3 separate regions of the Homo sapiens genome follow, and regions 1 and 2 are each linked to region 3. Evidence: chromatin loops called from intact Hi-C (ENCODE). Cell type or tissue: B cell. All regions are shown on one strand. Links, peaks and the distances in the headings refer to the core of each region. The heading gives the core; the rest is flanking DNA. Region 1 overlaps MYH14 (myosin heavy chain 14). Region 2 holds the start of POLD1 (DNA polymerase delta 1, catalytic subunit). Region 3 overlaps MYBPC2 (myosin binding protein C2).

Region 1 (5,922 bases), core at 666-5,665, 210 kb before region 3:
TGGGTCTCTGTCCCCCTCTCTCTGGGTCTCTGTCCCCTCTCGATGCATCTCTGTCCCCTGTCTCTGGGTCTCTGTCCCCTGTCTCTGGGTCTCTGTCCCTCTCCATCCTCCCAGCTCACGTGTCCTGCGTCCCTGCAGCTGAACTCCTTCGAGCAGCTCTGCATCAACTACACCAACGAGAAGCTGCAGCAGCTCTTCAACCACACCATGTTCGTGCTGGAGCAGGAGGAGTACCAGCGTGAGGGCATCCCCTGGACCTTCCTCGACTTTGGCCTCGACCTGCAGCCCTGCATCGACCTCATCGAGCGGCCGGTGAGCCCCAGGCCCCTCCCAGCCCACACTCACGGTTCAGATCCGTCTCTCCCAGCATCTGCGAGACCAGGGTCTAGCTCCTCCTCTGCTGGGCCTCAGGATGCCCCATGGGTTCTGTGGGGAAGGTGACAGCACCTGCTTCCTCGATCTTTTGTGACCATAGGTGATTAGGGCCCAGAATGTGCCTGCCACAGGGCCCGGCTCAAATCAATCGGTTAATCAGAGCTCTCACCGTAACTGTTGTTCTCACGTTTGTTTTTTGTTTGTTTGTTTTGTTTTGTTTTGTTTTTTTCTTGAGACGGAGTCTCGCTCTATCGCCCAGGCTGGAGTGCAGCGGCGCGATCTCTGCTTACTGCAAGCTTCGCCCCCTGGGTTCACGCCATTCTCCTGCCTCAGCCTCCCGAGTAGCTGGGACTACAGGTGCCCGCCACCACGCCCGGCTAATTTTTTGTATTTTTAGTAGAGTCGGGGGTTTCACTGTGTTAGCCAGGATGGTCTCGATCTCCTGACCTCGTGATCTACCCGCCTCGGCCTCCCAAAGTGCTGGGATTACAGGCGTGAGCCACCGTGCCTGGCATCTCACGTTTGTTTTTATGTCCAAGTGTGACTTATAAGAGCTAAAAATCAGCAGCCACCTGAGTGTCCAATATGTGGGGATCTGACTTACTCTCCCCCTGCTGTCAATGGCCAGGCCAACCCCCCTGGACTCCTGGCCCTGCTGGATGAGGAGTGCTGGTTCCCGAAGGCCACAGACAAGTCGTTTGTGGAGAAGGTAGCCCAGGAGCAGGGCGGCCACCCCAAGTTCCAGCGGCCGAGGCACCTGCGGGATCAGGCCGACTTCAGTGTTCTCCACTACGCGGGCAAGGTAGGGGCTGGGGCCGGCCTTGGGGCATGTGGGAGTGGGGATCAAGGGATCTCCACTGGCTACAGATGGGGGGAGGGTGCAGAGGGAAAACAGGGTCCTCCTGAGGTCCAGACAAACAGAGCAGGGGCTAGGAGAGCCCAGGGAGGAGCAAGGATTCTGTCTGATGGGATCACCAAAAACTTCCTCAAAGAGGTGATATTTGCAGTGGGTTTTGAGGGATGGGTAGGAGTTCATCAGGAGGCGATCTATGTGCATTTTATCCACTTATTCAGCAGATATGTGCGGGGTGCCATTTGTGTGCCCAGCTCGGGGCCGAGCAAAGCTGGATACACAGATCAAACATGGTTTCTGTCCTCACAAAGATCCCTATCTGGGAGGGAGGCAAATACAGACGATCAGGATATAAGGTTAATAGGTCTTTCAGTGGAGGCAGCTGAGGGTAGTGTCAGAGCCCAGAAGAGAAGTACCTGGGAAAGCTTCACAGAAGAGAATATGCTCAATCTCAAATCTCAGTCAAGGGCCGGCAAACATTTTCTGTAAAGGGTCCGATAGTAAATAGTTTCAGCTTTGTGGGCCAGACGATCTCTGTCACAGCTACACAATTCTGCTGTGGTCACACAAAAAGAGCCACAGATAATACATAAGTATCTTCAAGCCCCCAGGGAAAAAGAAAGGAAAAACAGACTGAGAAACAGTTTCGAGGGCTCTCTTGCCCCCAGAAGGGCCCCCATGAGTTTGACTATGAAGACATAAATGAAGGTTCTATTCCTATATATATATACACATATATATATACACACATATATATATACACACATATATATATACACACTACACACACACACACACACACACACACACACACACACACACACACACACATATATATATGTATTTTTTTTTATTTGAGACAGAGTCTCCCTCTGTTACCCAGGCTGGAGTGCAGTGGCACGATCTCGGCTCACTGCAATCTCCGCCTCCTAGGTTCAAGCAATTCTTCTGCCTCAGCCTCCCCAGTAGCTGGGATTACAGGCACCTGCCACCATGCCTGGCTAATTTTTGTATTTTTAGTAGAGACAGGGTTTCACCATGTTGGCCAGGCTGCTCTCGAACTCCTGACCTCAGTTGATCCACCCGCATAGGCCTCCCAAAGTGCTGGGATTACAGGTGTGAGCCACCGCGCCCAGCCCTATTCCAGTGAAAGTATTTGCAAAAAGAGGTGGCAGGCTGGATTTTGCCTGTGAGCCATAGTTTGCTGACCCCTGGTTTTGATGATGTGGACCAGGCAGCCCCAGAGGATGGGTGAAGGGTGGGAAGGGCTCTCCAGGCAGAGGGAACAGCATAGACAATGGCTGGGAGGCAGGAGATTCCATGTGTTCTGTGTCTAGCCCTCAGTTTCTTCCCCAGACATACTCCAGAACTCCCCCTGTACCCAGCCCTCTGCTAGGCCGTGAGTCAGACCTGGGCCCTGCCCTCGGGGGACCGCTGTCTGGTGGGGGGCACATATGCAGAGAATTGTAGCGGCCAAGATCGTGACTCTATGGAGCCCCACAGCAAAGCCCTGAGTACCCAGAAGGAGCCAGTGGTGTGAAACCCACAGAGACAGAACCCCAGGTGGCAGGAACCGCAGGGGTAAAACCCCGAGGTGGGAGTAAGCTCGCATGTTTGAGGAACAGTGCGGAGGCCAGGGTGGCTGGAGCGGAATGAATAGGAAGAAAGTGGTGGTGGTGGAGGTCACAGAGGTGGCAGGGGGCATAGAGGGGAAGGAGAGAGAGGGGACCATGCTGGTGGGGTGCAGTTCAGAATATGGACACAAGGTGGCACCAGTGCTCGCTTGTCCATGGTGAGCTCCAGACCTGGGAGTCTCAGAGCTTCTGGAAGGCTCCTTAGGAAATCCAGAGAATGTCTGAGCCTGCAAGTCATCGCCCTCCTCTACCTGACTTCATTCAGGTCGACTACAAGGCCAACGAGTGGCTGATGAAAAACATGGACCCTCTGAATGACAACGTCGCAGCCTTGCTCCACCAGAGCACAGACCGGCTGACGGCAGAGATCTGGAAAGACGGTGAGGACCCACTTCCCCCACCCCGGCTCTAGGGGTCTGTGCGGCCATTCTCCAAATCCACAGCGTGAGCACCTTTGTTTCAGAGGCGGAGGTCTGAACCTGAGTTTTCTGCTCAGACCCAGAATAGCCAGTGTCACAAATAGTATTTCAAATCAGTGATGGATGGATCCATAGATTAATTGATTGACTATTGATTTGATTGATAAGCCAGCATCCTTCTCAAGGATAAAGCACTCCGCCTTAATCAGAAACGTGGCAAAGATACCCACTAACACTACTGTTAAACATCGTTTTTTTAGCAATACTAGCCTATGCAATCAGACCAGAAAAAGTATGAATATCGAACAGGAAGAAGTAAACTTATTATTTTTAGATGGCCTGTGTTCCCTAAACAATTAGGAGATTTGGCTGGGCATGGTGGCTCACACCTGTAATCCCAGCACTTTTGGGAGGCCAAGGTGGGCGGATCACTTGAGGTCAGGAGTTCAAGACCAGCCTGGCCAACATGGTGAAACCCTGTCTCTACTAAAAGTACAACAATTAGCCAGATGTCCTGGTGCATGCCTGTAGTCTCAGCTACTAGGGAGGCTGAGGCAGGAGAATCGCTTGAATCTGGGAGGTAGAGGTTTCAGTGAGCCAAGATTGTGTCACTGCAATCCAGCCTGGGTGACAGTGTGAGACTCTGTCCCAAAAAAAAAAAAAAAATTCTACTGAGAAATAATTTATAACAATAAGAGAACACAGAATGATGATCTTTTGCAGGTCAGTCAACTTTTAGGCTTTGCTTTCTTTGTTTTCTTACAAAGTTCCCTTCACGCCCCCAGGGAAGAAGAAAGAAAAAACAGACTGAGATACAGTTTTGGAGGGCTTTCCTGCCCCCAAAAGGCCCCCATGAGTGTGACTGTCTTTTTGGATTGACACTTCTAGGGGTCATAGGCAGAGATGCCAAATGCCCTGTGGTAGGACTCTGACCTTTTCCAAGCCTTTTCTGCCACTGCCCCTGCCCCCCCATCCTTAGAGGAGGTTTGAGAAATGGTTTTAGAAAGCTGGCAGAACTGGCATCCTGTTTTTTCCAGGTTCCAAGTTTCTGGCATTTGTCAGTTTGCCTTAATCTTTTATTGACATGAAAAGGTAGCTGTAGAAATACCAGTCCATGCAATTTGGCAAGAAAACAAAATGAGCGGCCAGGCGCGGTGGCTCACGCCTGTAATCCCAGCACTTTGGGAGGCCAAGGTGGACGGGTCACCTGAGGTCGGGAGTTTGAGACCAGCCTGACCAACATGGAGAAACCTCATCTCTACTAAAAATACAAAATTAGCTGGGCGTGGTGGCACATGCCTGTAATCCCAGCTACTCGGGGGGCTGAGGCAGGGGAATCGCTTGAACCCGGGAGGTGGAGGTTGTGGTGAGCCGAGATCGTGCCATTGCACTCCAGCCTGGGCAACAAGAGTGAAACTCTGTCTCAAAAAAAAAAAAAAAGGAAAAAAAAAGAAAACAAAATGAGCAAGGTGAGTGGTTCCCAAAACACACTCACAGAGCAAAACAGCATGGAGGGTCTTGATCTTGTGAGCTCATGCTAGAAAGATAGATTTTATTTTTATGTCTCATATAGTATTTACACAAGGAGATTGGAAAGCAGAGTTTGATGTTCAGGAACAGAACCAGATTATGCTACGAGAATCATCTCCCGGCTGAAAATCTGCTGCCCTTTTAAAATATTTGTGCTGTCTTCATAAACACATGATTCTCCACAGTGAGCCCTCATTTGTCACACTCTGTGTGTGCCTGACTCTCAGAGGGTTCCAAAAGAAAAAGTGGAAGCTGCAAAACCTCCTGGCTCAGCCTCCCGAGTAGCTGGGGAGCTGCCATAATGTCACTTCCTCCATAATCCTCCTAAACAAAGCTAGTCACAAGGTCTTCCCAGATTCAAGGAGCTGCAAGACACAGGCAAAGGGTGTCAATACAGGGGAAAGTGGGGAATCGGGGCCATTTTTGCCCAATCTCTGCTAGAGCTGCTTTGAGCCCAGAATTGGATGCCCAGCATCCTGACAGCCCAGGGAAAAACGGAAATGAGATTAGCTCTCCTCTGAGAGGCAAAAACAACAAGTGGCCTGGGAGCATCAAGTTCATTCTTGAGCTTCCTGGCAGCCAGAGCAAAAAGGGCAACCTACTAAAACAGACACAACCTCTAGAGGGAGAGATTTTTTATTCTTTGCACTGAATTCTTACAGAGGACATTCGTCCTTTTGGCCAACAGTGTGTGGATACAAAGATGAACAGGAGTTCAGAAGTTTATGGCCAACATTCTGGTTTTCCATCTTGCTTTGCTCTGTACTGTTGACTAATAACCCTCTCCTCTTTTTCTTCCTGCCACCTCCTCTCCTTCCCCTCTTTTCATGCATCTCTCTCCGCCATCTCTCTGCCATCTCCCCTCCACCCACCCACACATCTGTCCTCACTCCCCAGAACATGGGGGCTTCCAGCAGTTCTCTTTCCTTGGCTCCTTCCCACCGTCGCCCCCAGGATCTGCAGAGAGGTGCAGCTCTGCTATTTCTCCGCCAGGGGGTGGGTGTCTCTGTGCATCGATGGGTGAGGCTTGCTGGAGGAGGAGGGTGGACCTGTTGGGCTGGGGACCTGGTTTTGAACATCTGTCCCCTCTCCTCTTACTGTGGAGGTCTCT
Region 2 (5,922 bases), core at 445-5,444, 78 kb before region 3:
GGGGGACCAACTGGTCCTAGTTTGCCCAGGACCTTCCCAGTTTTAACACTGAAAGTCTCATGGCCTGGGTAGCCCCCGTCCCAAGTCATGGGAACAGCAGACGTTGGTCACCCTCACAATCCCTCATCTCCTTCGGATTGGTCACTGCTCCAGCGTCACCCAGAGCGCAGCCTTCCCTGCCCGCCTTGTGTAAAATAGAACCATGGCTCAGCAGGGCCCTTCACACTTCTCTGCACTGCCTGGTTCCATTGAACTCACAGCCCTCTGACAGGCTGGGCCTCTTCCTAATGTGTTTGTCTATGACCGGTCCCCTAGGCTCTCAAATGTAAGTGCTGGAGCCTGGCACGTGGCAGGTACTCAGTGACATTTGATGACTGAATGAACAAGTCAGTTTTGGGAATGAGTTTGGGCTTTACCTTGAGCAGTGGAAGCCAGCGCTGGGACCAGCACGATGTGACCTAGGTTTTAAAAGCTTCCCTTTGCCTTTGTGAAGGGGACAAGAATAGGGACTCGGGAAGCTGCAGCCACCGCCCAGGTGGGAAGGGAGGGTGGTGATAGGATAGTAGAAAATACTGAAGAAACATGCACCCTCATTCATTCCTTCACTGGGCAGCATGTGTGGCACACCTACTACATGCCAGCACTCATGGGCACGGGGCACAGGTGGACAGAAATGACAAGAACGCTGTAATTACTGCTGTGTTCCCAGCCCCAGAGACTGTGGGCAGCGCCAGGGTCCAGGATGTGGGGCACGGTTTCGGGCTGAGGGAGTCACGGGCTGCCTCCCGCCCCGCAGGCCTGCAGGTGGAGTTCATCAACCCCATCTTCGAGTTCTCGCGGGCCATGCGGCGGCTGGGCCTGGACGACGCTGAGTACGCCCTGCTCATCGCCATCAACATCTTCTCGGCCGACCGGCCCAACGTGCAGGAGCCGGGCCGCGTGGAGGCGTTGCAGCAGCCCTACGTGGAGGCGCTGCTGTCCTACACGCGCATCAAGAGGCCGCAGGTAGGGCCCCGCAGAGCCTCTGCGCAGAGCCAACTACGTCCCGCGGCCCACGTGGTCCGTTCAGGCTGGGTTCTGCCAGCCACACTGCCCTCCCCTCCGCAGAGTCTTTCCTCAGGCCCCACCCTGCTCGACTGGGAGCCAGGTCTAGTCCAAGCACAGAGGCGGGCCCCACGCTGGCTCCCACGCCTGGTCGGGGAGGGGCCCTCCTTTCTGTTGGGGTGGGCCTCCCAAAGCCTGGCAGGGCAGGGGCTCAGCCAGCGCCCACCTGCCTCCTCCCTCAGGACCAGCTGCGCTTCCCGCGCATGCTCATGAAGCTGGTGAGCCTGCGCACGCTGAGCTCTGTGCACTCGGAGCAGGTCTTCGCCTTGCGGCTCCAGGACAAGAAGCTGCCGCCTCTGCTGTCGGAGATCTGGGACGTCCACGAGTGAGGGGCTGGCCACCCAGCCCCACAGCCTTGCCTGACCACCCTCCAGCAGATAGACGCCGGCACCCCTTCCTCTTCCTAGGGTGGAAGGGGCCCTGGGCCGAGCCTGTAGACCTATCGGCTCTCATCCCTTGGGATAAGCCCCAGTCCAGGTCCAGGAGGCTCCCTCCCTGCCCAGCGAGTCTTCCAGAAGGGGTGAAAGGGTTGCAGGTCCCGACCACTGACCCTTCCCGGCTGCCCTCCCTCCCCAGCTTACACCTCAAGCCCAGCACGCAGTGCACCTTGAACAGAGGGAGGGGAGGACCCATGGCTCTCCCCCCTAGCCCGGGAGACCAGGGCCTTCCTCTTCCTCTGCTTTTATTTAATAAAAACTAAAAACAGAAACAGGAAAATAAAATATGAATACAATCCAGCCCGGAGCTGGAGTGCAAGATGGAGAGGGCGCGGGCTTCTAGGGACCTCAGTGACACTGGGTGCCCGAACCTGATTGAGCAGGTGGGACTGGGTGTCCCCAGGCTGTTGGGAAAAGGGTGGCACATAGGGTCCCAGTGTTGGGTGGTGTGTCGCCTGCTGTGAAAGTTCAGGACAGAGGCCTCAGCCTCAGGGTCACCTCCCTGGACAAGGTGAATCAGAACTCACCCTTGAAGGATAAACAGGATTTAAGTGAATGAGGGGACCTGGACTTCTGTCCGAACAACAAGTGTTTGCTGAGGCCTCCTGTGGGCCAGGCACTGGGTTGGCCATTCTAGAGATGGAGACATTCACCCAATAAATGTTTCCAGAGCATTAACTACAGTTAGGCACAATTCTAGGCACTGGAAACATCTGTGAACAAGATAACCATCCTCCTACCAAGACTCGGGGGATAGGGACTTTAATGAGCGTGGCACTGTGGTGGGGCTAGAGGAAATCAGGGAAGGTATCACAACAGAGGCAATCGCTGGGACCTAAAACAAGAGCCTGGGGGCTGGGCCTCCAAGTTGAGGGAACAGCACGTGCAAAGTTTGAAAGGAGAGACGCCAGGAGTTCGGAGCGAAGCGACGAAGTTCCTCCAATCCTTCCTGCCCCTGTGCCAGCCCTGAAGGAGCTGAATGAGCAATTCCAATCGAGGGCGAAAGGGGGGTTGGATGGAGGGATGCAACTTAAAGGTGTATTTATTTGGGGCGGGGAACAGCGGAAGTGAGAGTAGTTACCAATGATCACCTTATCCTAAGAGTAGTGTACCGGGCGCCCCACAAGTGTCCCTATCATGCGTTGTTGAGTCTAATTTACGTATAGGGAAACTGAAGCTAGGATGAAGGAGAACAGATCAAGCCAGGACTCTACCGCTTATCGGCCAGCCTCTGCGGGGATCTTGGGCGTCAGGTCACCAGCTGGCTGCTGGGCAGCGACGGGGCAGCGCTCCCTACACGGCCCCGGGCGAGAGGCGGGCGGGGGGACGCGGAGGATGCGCGCGCAACACCCGAGGGTGGGAGGAGAGAGAACAGAACCGCGGCGCGCCCAGACCGCACGAGGTCGTGAAGGTAGCCGCGCGGAGGGGCGTGGCTTCGGGCAGACAGGTCATGGGGAGGCGGAGTTAAGGGAATTTTTCAGCAAGGGGGCGAGGCCACTTCGGAAGCTGAGAGAGGGGGCGGGGCCTGCCCTGCAGTCGAACAAGCGGGGCGTGGCCTTGCCCGCACTTGGGCAGGCGGGGGCGTGGCCCGTCTCTGAGCGCCGCGGCTCTGGGCTTGCGCGCGCGGGAGTCAGGGGTCACGGCGGCGTAGGCTGTGGCGGGAAACGCTGTTTGAAGCGGGTGAGTAGAGGGGAAAAAGGGAGTTCGGGGCAGTGGGCCTGGTAGGGAACGGGGCTTGAGCAGCCAGGCACATAGATCTGAGAGACGGTTGCGAGGGCACCCTTTGGCCCGGGGGCGCGCAGGAGAGGGCAGGGGCCAGGGGTTTCCTGGGCGAGGGCGCGGGGACGAGCAGGAAAAGGCCGGGGTGGGGGTGGAATTCCTCGGCGGGCAGGGGGCGCATGCGCCGGGCACCGTGGGGCGGGACGTGGCCCGGGAGGAGCTGGGGGGACTGGGTGGTGCACGTGCGGGCTTGGTGTCATCCTGGATTCGCTGGGTGTTTGAGTACTCTGTGCCAGGCACTTTTCTGGAAGCAGGAACAAGTCAGAGAAGTCCCTGTCTCGGGAAGACAGACGGTAGACAAGTGATGAGTTTTAATAGATCAGTAAAGCAGTGCTCTGGGGCTGTGAGATGCTCTCAGAAGGAAACTAACGCAGGGTAACGTGATAATGAGCGAAGAGCCTGTTGCTTTAGCTGGAGTGGTCCAGAATCGACCGCTCTGGGACCCTCAAGTGCAAAGCCCTGAGGTGGAAGGAGCTTGGCGTATTTGTAGCAGGAGCCGAGGGGACGAGAGAAACACAGATGAGGTCGGAGTCATGATGGGGAACTAGATCCTATAGGGCCTTGTAAAACTTGGTATGGAATTTCTCCTTTATTCTAGGTTCAGCGGGGAGCCGTGGGAGGGTTTGAGCGTGGAAACAACACGATTCGCCCCATGTTTTGAAAAACTCACCACTGAGTGGAAATTGGATTGTAGCAGGAATAAGAATGGAAGGAGGGAGATCTGTTAGGAGGGAGAGCGTCCTGCAGGCAGAGAATCAGGCTCCGGTTACCTTTGCGGGCGGAGACAGGGGGACTGGCTGATGGACTGGGCGTAGGAGCAAGGGGAAGAGTCCAGGATGACTCCTGGGTTTGTGGTTTGAGCAGCAGGCTGGATGGGGAAGGCTAAGGGAGAAGCAGGTTGGGGTTGCCGCTCTGAAGGCAAAGATTAGTGGGGGAGTGAGTGGGCAGGGTTTAGAGCGGAGCCAGGAGTGGGCAGGGCGATGTCAGTGCCTCGCCTCAGCCCTTCCACTGAAGGAACTTGTTGCCACTGTCTTCTCTTTTTTTTTTTTTTTTTTTTGAGACAGAGTCTTGCTCTGTCACCCAGGCTGGAATGCAGTGGTGCAAACTCAGCTCATTGCAACCTCCGCCTCCCGAGTTCAGGCGAGTCTCGTGCCTCAGCCTCCTGAGTAGCTGGGATTACGGCACCCACTGCCATGCCCAGCTCATTTTTTGTATTTTTAGTAGAGATGGGGTTTCGCCGTGTTGGCCAGGCTGGTCTCGAACTCCTGACCTCAGGTGATCCACTTGCCTCGGCCTCCCAAAGTGCTGGGATTACAGGCGTGAGCCACCACGCACGGCCGCTTCTCCTCCTTCCTGCACTTCCCCCCCACAGGTCTCTCTTCCCCCTAGAGAGGTTCCTTCCCTCCCCCTGAAATGCTCTTCCCTCTCTTATGTGTTTCTGACAGCTGCTGTTTGGACAGGCCCTCTGCTGAGCACTGGGGAGCCAATGATCATTCAGTTTGGTTGGGGAAGGACAGGAGATTTCAGTCCAGAGTGCGCTGAGCTATGGCGGAGCAGTGATAGTCTTTGGGAGCCAAGAGAAGAACCTGTGCGCTCAGGGAAGACTCACCAGAGTGGTTGATATTCACAGGGAGTTTCAACTCACATGTCTTTTTTTTTTTGGTTTTTGAGACAGGGTCTTGCTCTGTCGCCCAGGCTGGAGTGCAGTGGCGCGATCTCGGCTCACTAACCTCCACCTCCCGGGTTCAAGCGATTCTCATGCCTCAGGCTTCCGAGTAGCTGGGATTACAGGTGTGTGCCACCACGCCCAGCTAATTTTTGTATTTTTAGTAGAGACAGGGTTTTGTCATGTTGCCCAGACTGGTCTCGAATCCCTGACCTCAAGTAATCCTCCCACCTCGGCCTCCCAAAGTGCTGGGATTACAGGTGTGAGCCACCACACCCGGCCTAAACTCATGTCTTGAAGTAACCGGACACTGTGCAGAGTGATGCTGGAGACCCCAACTTGGGCAAGATGCTGACTCCTTTTCTCAAGGAGCTCACAGGCTGAAAGGATCCCAGCTCTGCATTGTGCAATAACGAAAGTGGCACAAGGCGTTGTGGGAACCCTGAAGGGCAGCTGGTCAGCTTGGAGGAGCTAAGCCTGAGCTGAGTCTCTGGATGCAGTGGAGTTTCATGCAGCGAACACTGCCTAAGGCCTCCTGGGGGCCCACCCTGTGCTGGGTGATGCTAAGGTCCCAGAGGAGAGTCAGTCCTTGCTCTGCCATCCAGAGGTCCCTGGCTGGTAAGGGAGGAAGACACACACCCAGGCAGTCCAGAGACAGCAGTCACAGAGGCCTAGGGGAAGGACAAGGCCGAAAGCATGCAGGTGAGCCTGGGCAACATAGCAAGACCCTGTCTCTACAAAAAATACAAAAGCTAGGCCGGGCGCGGTGGCTAAGGCCTGTAATCCCAGCACTTTGGGAGGCCGAGGCGGGCAGATCATGAGGTCAGGAGACCAAGACCATCCTGGCTAACACGGTGAAACCCCGTCTCTACTAAAAATACAAAAAATTAGCCGGGCGTGGTGGTGGGCGCCTGTAATCCCAGCACTTTGGGAGGC
Region 3 (5,922 bases), core at 307-5,306:
AGGGAAAGCCCCGGCCCCAGGTGGTGTGGACCAAGGGCGGGGCCCCGCTGGACACCTCCCGCGTGCACGTGCGGACCAGCGACTTCGACACCGTGTTCTTCGTGCGCCAGGCGGCCCGCTCCGACTCCGGGGAGTACGAGCTGAGCGTGCAGATCGAGAACATGAAGGACACCGCCACCATCCGCATCCGCGTTGTGGGTGCGCGCGCTGGGGAGGGCCCCTGGAGGCCGGGAGGGGCAGGGATGGGCAGCGATGGGGGAGGAGGTAAGAGATGAGGGGTGGGGAAGGAGGTGGGAGATGAAGGGTGGGAGAGGAGGTGAGATGAGGGATGGGAGAGGAGGTGAGAGATGGGGGGTGGGAGAGGAGGTGAGAGATGAGGGGTGGGAGAGGAGGTGAGATGGGGGTGGGAGAGGAGGTGAGAGATGGGGGGGTGGGAGAGGAGGTGAGAGATGGTGGGAGAGGAGGTGAGAGATGGTGGGAGAGGAGGTGAGAGATGGGGGGTAGGAGAGGAGGTGAGACGAGGGGTGGGAGAGGAGGTGAGAGATGAGGGATGGGAGAGGAGGTGAGGAGATGAGGAGGGGAGGGGGAGAGGAGGTGAAAAGATGAGGTGGGGGAGACTAGATAAGGAGCAAGGCAAGTACCAGGGCTAGGAGTGGAGGAGAGATGAAGATGGGGGAACCCTTGAGAGGGAGATTGGGTGAAGAGAGGAAGTGGGGAGACATGGGGGTGAGGAGAGGAGGTGAGGAGGGATGAGGGTGGCCCAGGATAAGAGGAAGTGGAGAGACTGGGATGGGGGAGGCCATAGGCAGGAATGGGAATGGGGCATAAGAGAGGTTAGAATCAGGAGGGAGGGGGTGTGGAGAGGGGAGGGGAGGGAAGCGGCTGGACATCCCAAAACCTGGACTGACTTGTCACACTTCCCCATTTCCAGAAAAGGCTGGGCCCCCCATAAACGTGATGGTGAAGGAGGTGTGGGGCACGAACGCGCTGGTGGAGTGGCAGGCCCCCAAAGATGATGGGAACAGTGAGATCATGGGGTATTTCGTCCAGAAAGCAGACAAAAAAACCATGGTGAGAGAGCAGAGGGGGAGATGGGGAAGAGCCGGTGAGGTGGGCAGAGCAGGTGCAGATGTCCCCCGTTCACAGCTGGAAGGGCAGGGAGGGGCCCAGAGGCTAGAGGACGGGCTGGGGCCAGGAGGGAAGCCTTTTAGCTGAGACTTGGCACGTGATGGGTTTTCATTTTCTTTTTTCACTGAGGTAAACGTCACATAACGGAATTAGTCATTCATCGTTTTAAAGCGAACAATTCAGCAGCACTTAGGACATCTGCAGGGTTGTGCAGCCACCGCCTCTACCCAGTCCATTTTCATCCCCCAGAGGAAGCCCTGTACCCAATAGCGCTACCCCCTGGTCTCCCCTGGCAGCCACCGATTTGCTTTCTGTCTCCCTGGATTTACCTACTCTGGACATTTCATACACATGGAATCCTAGCTATGTGACCCTTGTGTCTGACTTTGTTAGCTCAGCACAACGTCTTTGAAGTTCATCCATGCTGCAGGGTGCCGGGTGTGTCCATGCAGAAATCCTGTTTTTAGAATTCTTTTTTTTGAGACAGGGTCTTACTCTGTCACCCAGGCTGGAGTGCAGTGGTGCAATCTTGGCTCACTGCCTTCTCTGCCTCTGAGCTCAGGTGATTCCCCCCCATCTCAGCCTCCCATGTAGCTGGGAATACAGGCACGTGCCACCACATCCCGCTAATTTTTGTAGAGACAGGGTCTCAGTATGTTGTCCAGGCTGGTCTCGAACTCCTGGACCCAAGTCATCCTCCCACCTTGGCCTCCCAAAGTGTTGGGATTACAGGCATGAGCCACTGCACCTGGCCTTTATTTCTTTTAAATTTTTTTTTTTTTTTTGAGACAGGGTCTTACTCTGTCACCCAAGCTGGAATGCAGTGGCATGATCATGGCTCACTGCAGCCTCCAACCCGCAGGTTCAGGCAATCCTCCTCCCTCAGCCTCCCAAGTAGCTGGGACTACAGGTGCTGGCCACCAGACCTGGCTAATTTTTTGATTTTTTTAACAGACAAGGGTCTCGCCGGGTTGCCCACTCTGGTCTCAAACTCCCAGGCTCAAGCGAGCCTCCCACCTCGGCCTCCCAAAGAGCTGGGATTACAGGCATGAGCCACGGTGCCTGACCCCTTCTTAGCGTTGAATGATGTTCCTTTGTCTGGGCCGACTGTTTTGTTTGTCCATCCCTGCGCTGATGGGCGCTGGGTTGGTTCCACCTGTTGGCCACTGTGAGTAGTGCGCCATGAGTGACATTTTTTTAAACACTGGATGTGCTTTTCTCACCCCTTCTTTCGTCTGTGTCTTGTGTGTAATCGTGTGATCCTGTGGCCCCGACCCGCCTGGTCCCTCCCTGTCCCCACACTAGGAGTGGTTCAACGTCTATGAACGTAACAGGCACACTAGCTGTACTGTGTCCGACCTTATCGTGGGCAATGAATACTATTTCCGAGTTTACACCGAGAACATCTGTGGGCTCAGTGACTCACCTGGTGTCTCCAAGAACACGGCCCGCATCCTCAAGACAGGTACAGCCATCCTGCCCCACAGCCCAGGCCCACCCCGTCCACCCTCTCGCCCAGGTCCCACCTGGACTCCTGCCCTCCCCTCCCCACTGGGGTTGACGGCACCTAGTCATGGGAGAGAGGTGATTGCGGTTTGTTCCCTGGTTGGTGTCAGGGGAGAATCTAGATCAGTCGCCTTACGGGTGCATCCTCTCTCCCCAGGAATCACCTTCAAACCGTTCGAGTATAAGGAGCATGACTTCCGGATGGCTCCCAAGTTCCTGACACCTCTCATAGACCGCGTGGTCGTGGCTGGGTACTCGGCAGCCCTCAACTGTGCTGTCAGAGGCCACCCGAAGGTGCCAGGGCAGGGACCCAGATCTGCGTGTGTGTTGCCTTGTGGGGAATCTTCCATACAATGAAGCCCACTCCCCATCACGCCAGTTCTTCTTCCCCGAGTTCTCTGTCTCAAGGGATTTAGTCACTTAAAAAATTTTTTTAATTGATTTTTGATTTTTTTTTTTTTTGAGACAGGGTCTTGCTGTATCACCCAGGCTGGAGTGCAGTGGCACGATCACAGCTCACTGCAACTTTGACCTCCTGGGTTCAAGTGATCCTCCTACCTCATCCTCCCGAGTAGCTGGGACCACAGGCATGAACCACTGTGGCCAGCTAATTTTATAATTTGTAGAGATGGGGTCTTGCTATGTTGTCCAGGCTGGTCTTGAACTCCTAGGCTCAAGTGATTCTCCCGCCTCGGCCTCCCAAAGTGCTGGGATTACAGGTGTGAGCCACCACGCCCAGACTGGACTTGCTCACTTTTCACCCACTTCCTGTTAGCTCCTCTGACCAGAGCCCAAGTCTCAGACAATCAATCACATCTTGCCTTTGGCTTCCTGCCTTTTTCCTTCTTTCTTTCTTTTTTTTTCTTTCTTTCCTGAGACCAGGCTGGAGTGCAGTGGTGCGATCTTGGCTCACTGCAACCGCCTCCCAAGTTCAAGCGATTCTCCTGTCTCAGCCTCCTGAGTAGCTAGGATTACAGGCGTGCACCACCATGCCCAGCTAAATTTTGTATTTTTAGTAGAGACGGCGTTTTGCTGACCTCAGGTGATCCGCCTGCCTCAGCCTCCCAAAGTGCTGGGATTACAGGCATGAGCCACCGCTCCTGGCCTCTTGCCTTTTTCTTTGTCCCCTGACTGCCAGGTAACAGCTTGTCTCGGCAGCTTGAGGAGAGGACCATTAAGTCTCTCTTGCTCTGTCCAAGGACAAATGCCAGTCCCATGGAAAAAGAAACGTTGGGAGCAGGGGCAGCCTAGACCAGCACGGCTCCCCAGGGTCTTCCTGTCCAGCCATTTTCCAACTGCTCTTTGTGAACAGGGACACTTGCAACCTAGAGCTCATTTAGACCAGGGGTTGGCAAACCATCACCCATGGGTCAAATCCACCCACCACCTGTTTCTCTCAATAAAGTTTTATTGGAACACGGGCCAAGCATATTTGTTTATGTTTTGTTTACAGCTACTGCAGACAAAATGTAAATAAATGTGCGTGGCTCGCGTTCCAGGCCCAGAGACTACAGGGCCCAAAAAGCCTGAATTATTTACCATCTGGTCCTTTATAGGAACAGTTTGCCAGCTTCTGGTCTGGGCTGTAGGTTATTCGCTTCAGCCTCCTTAAGGCATACCATGTCTCCATCTCTGTATACTGTATTCACTAACTCCACTCATTCATGTCACTCATTCCACTCATTTATCCACCTACCAATCCATCCATTTACTCAGTTCATTCCTTCACTCCATTTGCTTATTTACAGCACTGTTTCGTGCTCTCATTCATTTATTCACTCCATTTATTCTTACAACAAACATTTTCAGAGGCTTTCAATGACCTGGGTGATTCGAACAAGAAATTTCCTGTATGTTGGGGGAGACTGACATTTGCCCAGAGTCACATAAATAATATAAAATTATGAAGGGCTGGGCCAGACACGGTGGCTCACACCTGTAATCCCAGCACTTTGGGAGGCCGAGGCGGGCAGATCACCTGAGGTCAGGAGTTTGAGACCAGCCTGGCCAACATGGTGAAACCCCATCTCTACTAAAAATACAAAAACTAGCCAGGCATGGTGGCAGGCGCCTCTAATCCCAACCACTTGGGAAGCTGAGGCAGGATAATTGCTTAAACCCGGGAGGTGGAGGTTACAGTGAGCCAAGATCACGCCACTGCACTCCAGCCTGGGAGACAAAGCGAGATTCTGTCTCAAAAAAAAAAAAAAAAGGGAAGGGCACTATGGAAGAGGGAACAGCCAGTGCCAGCGTCCTGAGGTGGGTGCCTGTCTGGTCTGTTTGAAGGACAGTGAGGTAGCCTGTTTGGCTGGAGCAGAGAAGTAATGGGGGTCAAAGAGTGTGGGACCCTGTGGGCCACTACAAACAGTGAGCTCTTTGTCCTGAGAGCAATGGGAAGACCCCACCGTTACCCTGTGAAGTGGGATTATCAACCTGCTTTTACATAAGAGGAGACTGAGGGTCAGGGAGAAGTGACTCGTCCAAGAACATCTGGCAAGAGGGTGGCAGAGCCTAGAACCCAGATCGGCTTCCTGAGCCCCATTTTGTCATCATTGCCCAGGGTCTCTCTCTAAGTTGGCCTCCTCTCCCTTGACTCTCAACAGCCGAAGGTGGTCTGGATGAAGAACAAGATGGAAATCCGTGAAGATCCCAAGTTCCTGATAACCAATTACCAAGGAGTCCTGACGCTGAACATCCGTCGCCCCTCGCCCTTCGACGCTGGGACTTACACCTGCCGGGCCGTCAACGAGCTGGGCGAGGCGCTGGCTGAGTGCAAGCTGGAGGTCCGAGGTGAGGGCGTGGCCATCCCCAACACTGGCTGACCCTTGCTCGGGCCCTGTGCCAGCCTGGCCGGTGGCCCCGGGCTGAGCACCGCTGAGATCTGGAGACGAGTGAGACCAGCCCTCTGGGAGGAGGACTGGGAAGCTGCTGTCCTGAAGGCAGCACAGGGCATCCTAGGAGTTGGGGTTGGGGAGCCCCTGACCCAGCTTGGGAAGGAGTCAGATTTTTCCAAAGGAGTTGAAGGACAAGGAAGAGGAAGGCTGAGTGAGAAGGGCTTAGGAAACGTCCCCAAGGCCTCCAGTGTACCTGGGCCCCCGTAGGCAGATGGGTTGACAGAGTGAGAGCAAATATGGATAACACGGATGACCAGGGGTGGCGGGAGCTCCCAAGAGTGCCTCCCTCCATAGCCTGTCCCCATGCTCCCACCCACCTGCCCCTGCCTCTCCCTGCCCCGTCCCTCATCTCGGTCCCACAGCTCCAGCCCCAGCGAAAGCTACATCCTCTTCC

What was found. Peaks named below come from ENCODE experiments on the same cell type or tissue, not always from the same donor. Only the 100,000 strongest peaks of a DNase experiment are listed, where the experiment ranks them.
Region 1: a loop joins it to region 3, with 21 times the contacts of the local background. A loop is called at or near these places in 4 of 110 quality-filtered maps.
Region 2: it touches region 3 in a loop (9-fold over the local background); 22 of 110 quality-filtered maps call a loop at or near these places.

The regions. Positions count from the first base shown.
Region 1 is chr19:50,249,512-50,255,433 of GRCh38, forward strand. It overlaps MYH14 (myosin heavy chain 14), which reads left to right. Exons shown (of 43, transcript NM_001145809.2): 14 at 139-312; 15 at 1,004-1,177; 16 at 3,128-3,242; 17 at 5,709-5,807. Among named protein-coding and RNA genes, the nearest start is that of MYH14, 49 kb to the left of the region's middle. In B cell, for the core only: CTCF peaks have their summits at 3,008 (motif pointing right) and 3,213; a DNase peak (open chromatin) is centred at 2,990.
Region 2 is chr19:50,381,170-50,387,091 of GRCh38, forward strand. It overlaps NR1H2 (nuclear receptor subfamily 1 group H member 2), which reads left to right. Exons shown (of 10, transcript NM_007121.7): 9 at 797-1,005; 10 at 1,287-2,219. The coding sequence ends at 1,433. POLD1 (DNA polymerase delta 1, catalytic subunit) reads left to right here and starts at 3,178. Exons shown (of 27, transcript NM_002691.4): 1 at 3,178-3,221. RefSeq lists silencers at 2,842-2,941, 2,952-3,071, 3,102-3,191 and an enhancer at 3,911-4,412. In B cell, for the core only: no CTCF peak of the experiment used is centred there; DNase peaks (open chromatin) are centred at 952, 1,162, 2,042, 3,022 and 2 weaker places; H3K4me3 peaks cover 1,464 bases; H3K27ac peaks cover 2,115 bases.
Region 3 is chr19:50,459,109-50,465,030 of GRCh38, forward strand. It overlaps MYBPC2 (myosin binding protein C2), which reads left to right. Exons shown (of 28, transcript NM_004533.4): 23 at 3-198; 24 at 932-1,071; 25 at 2,434-2,593; 26 at 2,792-2,928; 27 at 5,238-5,424. Among named protein-coding and RNA genes, the nearest start is that of EMC10, 14 kb to the right of the region's middle. In B cell, for the core only: CTCF peaks have their summits at 2,271 (motif pointing left) and 2,473; DNase peaks (open chromatin) are centred at 1,233 and 2,293; H3K4me3 peaks cover 997 bases; H3K27ac peaks cover 1,896 bases.